Linked DNA regions of Mus musculus: regions 2 and 3 are each linked to region 1. A link is a loop called in an ENCODE intact Hi-C map of the cell type or tissue named here. Cell type or tissue: left cerebral cortex. All regions are shown on one strand.

Region 1 (2,500 bases):
GACAGACAGACAGAGTCAGAGACAGAGACTAGAAACTATATTCATAGGAAATGCATATATTTCATAAAGTACCAGCTTACCTCTCTGAGACAAGAATTTCTGCCACAGATATATTCTCAGGGGAACTGAGCATGTTTGATAGTAACTAAACATGTACAGGACTTGTAGGAGTTCAACCATTGAAAGAATCTCTTCTCCACATCAATAGTTACCACTCATATAATCTTAAGGAAATCCTGACTCTTGTAAGTTTCAGGAACTTCCTAAAACTTCTCAGATTTGTTTACTTCCTGAGACTTACTAGACTAGTCAATGTTGAGGGAGGGGATACAAGGGAGGGGCTTTAAACTTTCTTTACTGAATGAGATGAAGAGAGACTTCCTCTAAGAGGAAATGTTTAAATTCAGAGGAAATAGTTGCACAACACAAACACTTCACAGAGAACATAAATCACAGAGAGTTTATTAGGTAGTTAATGAAGACAATTGAAGAAAAAAGCTGCAAAGGATTTACAGTGTAGGGGCCTTTCATCATCCTTAGAAACGTTCTCAGTCTTGATACTCTGTGATTACTACAAATCACTTTGGATACAGATCTTTACTACTTTACTGATTTATTCCAAGAGAAGCCCTCTCCCCCTACTATCAAACACACTATGTACCATGTCTAGTGAGTATTAAAACTCCAGTAGTTTCCTCTTGTCATTGTTGTTCCCTCATAGTGATCAGGCCAGTTCCTGCTGGGGCTGGAAGTCACCAGATTGCATTTAGAAAGAAACTAAAAATTAATTATTCTATAGACTACCAGACAGACACCATTCTGGTTGAGGGGACTAAGATAACATCTCCATCTGAGGATGCATCCTGCTAGGCGGCCTGGTAGTCACGTCCTGGTTTCTTCTGCTCAAAAAGCTCTCTGTGCATGTGGTCTTAATGACTAGCACGTAAGCTTGACTTGAACCACCCTTCTTTACTTCAAGGCACAGGTGGTTAGGTATCCCTATAGAAAGATGCCCCCGTGCAATCTCATTCATTATGGCACACAAATAAGAGGGGGGGGGGGATAGAAAAAAAAAACCTGTTATTGAAGTTCAAGGATGTTCCTCGTCCTTTGGTAGCAGGGAAAAGGTTGCAGTTCCTTCCACAAAGCAGTACCTTGTCAAGATATTCCTAACAGAAAGAGCAGCACTTCCATTTTTGGGCAACCAGCCATCATAACGAGGCCAGCTGGCTCATGGTCAGCATCAACCCAACAGGAGCGAACTGGAAATAGAAGCCAACAGCGCCACCATGTGGAAAAGCTGGAAACTTTGAAGGCTTCTGCAGTTTTTCCACAAAACCGGAAGAAATTCAGAGCCTTGAAGGGAATTCCTAGATCTAGTGTCTGGGTTCCCTTTTCAGAATTAATCCATCAAAAGGTACTATAAAAAGGGCCCTCTAACTAATACAGCCTACAGCAAGTACACAGGGGCCTGAAGAAAATACCACCAGTATATGGCAGGTAGCTGATCGTTACCTGGGAGACAGGGGAGCTTCAGGAGGCAAGATAATGCCTGAACTCGGACTACAAACTTTTTCCCTCATCTAAGATAAAGTTATTGCAAACTACAGGATGGAAACCACAAGCCGTGATATTCCCTCATGAAGTCCTTCCTACCATAGAACCCTCACTACTGCCCAAGGGACATCCTTGACTATAAAGCACAGAAGATTCTCCCATTTAGGACAGGGATTACAACACAGGAGAAAGAACGATGAACTGAGACTTGGTGACCTTTATCCTACTTCGGACTTGACCACTAATGGCGATACTTTCCATTACCCGACTTGCCTGCTTCAAGCATCAGTTTCCTCACCTCTGGGGGTAGGGGTTTTAAGTTCTACTAAACTAAGGTGGACTCTCTGGAAATGACCCTTCAGCATCTATCTGTAGTTTGACATGAGGCTCTGGGCGTTTGTCACTATGACACATCACCCAACAGCCTAGGAGAAGATTTCAATCATCCAAGATCTAGAGAACCTTCATTTCAACAAGACCCCCGAGGGGATTAGAATACACACTAAGGTCTGAGAAGCATCTCTTTAGATCATCAGTCAGATGTAAAGACCATAAATGCAGAACATATCTAAGGCCTGATCTACTACCAGCATTATGGCTTCCTGGTACATCTGCATATCAATGGCACTTAGCGTCCATACTGGAGAATTAGGTAATTTCATTAAGGAGGGTCTTAGTTTTATTAATATTTTTGACTGAAAATATGTATTTACCTAAAGGTTTTGTTCTGTTTTTAATACAGTTCTGAATGACTTGTGGGTCATAAAAAATGAGTTAATTTCTTACTGTATTTAAAAACAAGGTTAAATCTTACAGTGTCTTCAACAACTGGTATCTACAATTTAGCAGTAGGAGTTCCTTATAAGAGAGAATAAATTAATATGTTTAGTACTATGATGACTTTGTGGAAGGGTTTTCAAACTCGAGTTTTAAAGCTTCTGTT
Region 2 (2,500 bases), 400 kb after region 1:
TGGTGGTTATCAAAACAAAAGAAAGCAAACTAAGGCACAGCCCAAGAGTAAAAAAAAAAAACAAACAAAAAAAAAAAAAAAACATTGTATCCTTCAGAATAGCTAAAAGATGAACTATTTCCAATCAAGGTTACTATTGTTTTTTCCTTAATATAAAAACTTATAGGGTGGGAAAGAGAAGGCAGAGCTCATCTGTAATGAGAATGCTCTGTTCTGCCAGCAGAAACTTCAGCATGAGGGTTTCAAGGCTTCCCCAGGCATTTCTGCTGGATGACTGTACATTCCCAATTTGATGATGTTACCTCTTTTGCTTGTAGCTGTTCTTTTCCCTGGGAACCTCACCAGAGGGAAAGCTGCTGCACCTGAGAGTCTTAATCAGAAACTCCAGCTGGCTGCTTCAGTGGGACGTCCCCAGTCAATTTCTGCTGAAGAGTTTCTATCAGACCGGTGGCTGACGTTACCTTTTGTTAGCTCTCCCTGTTGGGATATTATAGTTGTCTCTGCTAGATGCTGTGAGCACCCTAGTTGATGATGTTTAACTGTCTGTCTGCTGCTTCTGTTATTACTATTTGTCCTTTTACATCTGCTTGCAAATATGCTTAATAAACTCACTAATTCAAAACTGAAAGTGCAGCATTCTCTGGAAGGTATAGAACACTCTCTCTCCATCCCTACTGCCACAGACCACCTTTCTCTCTTGGCTTCCTAGATCAAGATACTTTTATTCTTCTACTATTAAACATTGAAACCCCAGGCTCTTTAGCCTTTTGACTGGAAACTTGGGTGAAAAGCTCTCTGGGTCCTAAAGCCTTTGCCTCAGACTTGAAGTAACTTGATGTAACTCAGAGTTACATCACACACACACACACACACACACACACACACACACACACACGCACGCACATGCACACGCACATACCTAATTCTGAGATCTTTTGGACTTGGACTGAGACATGATGCCAACATCCCAAGTTCTCTATCTGCCAGACAGGCTGAGAAAAAACATCTGAGTAAAAATAGAAACAACAGATAATATATACTTGATGACACCATTCATATATAACTCTAAAAGATGCAAACTAGTCTAGAAAACAGTTTGAGAATTTTCTTAACAGGTAAGCATGAGCCTATCATGCAGCCTGATATCCCTCTCCAAAAATAAAAACATACACAAATACTTTTATAGCATTTTTCATAGCACCTTATTTATAATAACCCAAGGCCTATCAAGGGGCAAAAAGATTAAAAAAAAAAAGTAGGATCTATCAATGTAATGGTAAGCTATTCAGCAGTAAAAAGGATGGACATTCAATACACACAGCAATATGAAGATAATTGTATTATATGAAAAGATCCAGGCATAAGCAGTAATGACTATAGGATTCCCTTTATATTGGATTCGAGAAAGTGCAAACTAATCTATAATGGCAGTAAGTCAGTATTTGCATGAGTGAATACAGGGCTCCTCATGCCCTACTTAACCTGTCGATCCATATGCAAAATAAGTCTTGTCACTATTTTAAGCCAATGAATTTTGGGATAATTTTTTGCTCAACTATATAAACTGGAACCATTCTGCCCCTCTGTGGAGCCTAGAAATCAAGTGCTATAGCAGGGTTAGTCTTCCATACAGCCATGGAGACTAATGCCTTCACCCTTCCCACTCCATCACAGAGCTCCAATGCTCCCTGGAACAGTCCTCCTATCACAATGTACTGCCAAATATCCTTGGGGTCCGCTGAGAACTGACCTCATGCTCACCCTGCTCCCAAGGAAGTTCATTATCTAAAGAATTAGTTTGCTTTCATTGAAGAATTTGGCCATATTTTAAATGAGACTTTCTGAAGACACACACCTTATCCCAGAAGTGAATTAAACCTGACAAATTAGGAGGAGGCGGGCCAGCCCCTCCCCTTGCTTTGAGAGGACTACTTTTGATCTGGTCCAACAGCAGTAAGCAGAAAGCAAGCTAATTCCATAGAGTACATTTTTATTTCTTAGTTGTCATTATTTGTTGGACGGATGGATGGATGGATGCAGGTTGCTCTGCTTGATTAAGCATCCACTGGGTTTTAATATGACTACAAATCAACAGTGCAGTAGACATTCTGACATCCACACACTCAGCTTTAACAGGGAGGATTCTGTGAATAAGTGAACTGACATAGTAATTTTTCCTGTGACTAAATAGCATGCCTAGTTTCTGAGGTAACCTTTTCTTCGAATTGTGTGAAGGTGTGTCTCTGTATTTTCAGTTGTTGATTCTGTGCCACAGAGAATGAATGCTGACAGGATTCTGGTATTGTTATTTCTATGGCCCATCATTAGTTTTTCTATTTTGTAAATATTCTTCCTCCTCCACTTGCCTAAAGGCAGTCTAGAATGAATCAAAGGTGATCTTACTGCTGATCGGTTATAATAAAGAAGCGATAGACAATAGCTGGTCAGGAAGTAGGGGGCAGAACTTCCAGGCAGAGAAAATGATGCCAGGGAAGAAAGC
Region 3 (2,500 bases), 320 kb after region 1:
CCCATCTCTGTGCCATCTCTTCGGTTCTCTTCCTTCTATTTGTTTGCCATGTTCAATCCCATTCGGTTTTGTTTTACCTTATTATGTTTTATTTTGTCATATTTTATTATTATTATCTTTTAGAAGTCTGTGCTTTTCTAATGAGAGACAGAAAAGGGGTGGATCCAAGTAGAAGTGGGGATGGGAAGGAACTGGGAGGAGTAGAGGGATTGGATATTATAATTGGGATATATTATGTGAGAAAAGCATCTATTTTCAATAAAAGAAAAAGAGATTGACTGCATCAAAGTATTGGGCTCAGCTGACTCTTTCCCACCAGGAGCTGGAATCACGACTTAGTAAAGCCACATTGGCTGGTCTAAGCGCTGTCCTTCCAGCTGCGCAGTGACCAGTCCAGAGGAGCTGCCAGACCCTTTCCCCCTGTGGCCTGTGGAGAGACCTGAGGCAGTGTCAGAAATAGAAGACTCCTTCAGAGGTTGAAAGCAAAATGGACAGACGCGGACTTTCAGATCTCCGTCGGAGCCGTCTGCTTCAAACACCAGGAAATCGTCTCCTGGTGGCCAGTGGGAAGAGCAAGGTTGAGAGGGGTCTTCCAAGCAAAAGGCGGAAGAGAGTCTCTAGGGATCCTGGGATGGGTTAGATGTACATTCCAGCAGGTTACTTTATGTCTTCTCCTTTTAGGATGAAGTCTTGATAGTTGATGCTGCGGATCGGTCACATTTATGTGTTTTATGTGCATTTGTTGTGCTGCCGTAGCGCTGCGTCCTGTCAGAGGTGGAAAGAGGGTTGTGACTGCAAGAATGTTAATATATAATCAATCCAGTCGTGAAAAATATAAATAAGATGAATCATAGGAATGAGAATACATACATACATACATACATATATATATATATATATATATATATATATATATATATATATATACACATATGTATTTATACATCATGAGAGAGAAAGAGGGAGCGAGGGAGGAAGAGTGAGTGAGGAAACTAGATGCAGAGAGAAAACAGTGGTTTCCAATAAGTGGATTGTTTTTACAGCAAAGACTGCCACCTAGTGGAATTGTAAGGAAGCCCATTCCTCCCACTGCTGCCACTTTGGAAGGCAGCCAGAGCAATCAGATGCAGCTGACCTGTGAGCCTTCGGAGCTGAATAAAAGGCAGATGAATAAATGTTGGTGCATCAGTAGATTCTAAATCTTGACAACACAAAGCCTTACTTAATTTGATCCCTGTGCATCAGGAGGCTTTAAACGGCCATTAGTCATGCGTGCTGCCGGCTCCTCTCGGTTGCAGAAGGCTGGGCTGTTTACGGGGCATATGCCAGCCATATTTCATGTGAGCCAGGGAAAGGAAACACAATTTCTTGTGACTAAGAAAAGAGAATAAATATACACACAATTGTTTTTACCCTGCATAAGCTTTCATGGACTCTCATGGATTCTCTCTCTTTCGACCTATTTAAATAGTTATCTTTGGGGGGATGTGTAGTTGAAATTTTTGAACAAATAAAGTGGCCATAGGCACTTAAAAATGTATTTTACCTTAAGTGGGATTTTAAAAAGATTGTTTCTATCTGGTAATATAGTATTGACAAGGAAAAAAATGTTCATATTAATTTTTTTCTTGTTCTACTAAATGTAACATTAAATTGTATGTATGAAAAATTTATCCTTAACACCCTGCCTCCACACTATATTGCTGACTTAAACAAGGTTGACTATACCATATGCCAAAAATATATATTTAAATGCCAGCTGCAGCTTAGCATGTCTAAGCCTTTGTATTGCTTTTTTAGATAGTATAGGAAAAAACAAATAAAAGTTTTCTTTAAAAAATAAATCCTACCCAAGAAAAAACAATCGTTAGAAGCACTCATATTCTTTTTAATCATATTCTCTACCTCCTCTAGTCCCCAAATTCAACTCTCATTTACACATTTCTGAAGTTATTTCTGTCCTGTGAGTAAAATGTTCTGGATTCAGCTGATCTAGTGCACAGATTTAATGGCCACCCAGCTCCTGTGCAAATAAGAGCAAATAAACAGATCCAAGAAGATATTTTCTCTACTAAGCTAGTGCAATGTCAAAATTAACTGGATAAAATTAGAATATATGACCTACTAAACCTTGTTTAAAGGTAACAATAAGGTAATTTTCATTTGGGAAGCCAACCTAAAAAGCTTTCAAAAAAAAAAAAAAACCCAAGAAATAGCTCCAGTGAACATGTGATACTTATAGTTCATTTAAATAAGTCATTTTAACTCCTTTGAAAACAGAGAAGACTCACTGAGCAGCCAAACAACCCAACAAAATAGTCTGGAGTCAAGGGAGGAAATTTTCATGATGGCCAAAGTTACAAAAAAGTAAATACAACTTCAAAGTTCAGTAAAATAGACTTAGGAAATGTCAAAGTCATTAGATATGACAATGAAAGGGCCATGGGACCTCAGGGACAGCAGTCTCGGTAGAGTGCTGGGGACAGAAACCAGGACAGGA

The links. Hi-C counts contacts between places; a loop is a spot of excess contacts. Peaks named below come from ENCODE experiments on the same cell type or tissue, not always from the same donor. Only the 100,000 strongest peaks of a DNase experiment are listed, where the experiment ranks them.
Region 2: it touches region 1 in a loop (4-fold over the local background); 3 of 42 quality-filtered maps call a loop at or near these places.
Region 3: it touches region 1 in a loop (6-fold over the local background); 4 of 42 quality-filtered maps call a loop at or near these places.

The regions. Positions count from the first base shown.
Region 1 is chr4:39,696,507-39,699,006 of GRCm38, forward strand. No RefSeq gene overlaps it. Among named protein-coding and RNA genes, the nearest start is that of Gm42272, 14 kb to the right of the region's middle. In left cerebral cortex, a CTCF peak has its summit at 1,303 (motif pointing left); DNase peaks (open chromatin) are centred at 904 and 1,241.
Region 2 is chr4:40,099,494-40,101,993 of GRCm38, forward strand. No RefSeq gene overlaps it. Among named protein-coding and RNA genes, the nearest start is that of Aco1, 43 kb to the right of the region's middle. In left cerebral cortex, no CTCF peak of the experiment used is centred here; a DNase peak (open chromatin) is centred at 1,555.
Region 3 is chr4:40,013,700-40,016,199 of GRCm38, forward strand. No RefSeq gene overlaps it. Among named protein-coding and RNA genes, the nearest start is that of Gm26087, 33 kb to the left of the region's middle. In left cerebral cortex, a CTCF peak has its summit at 1,078 (motif pointing left); DNase peaks (open chromatin) are centred at 470, 718, 1,102 and 1,965; H3K4me3 peaks cover 465 bases; H3K27ac peaks cover 876 bases.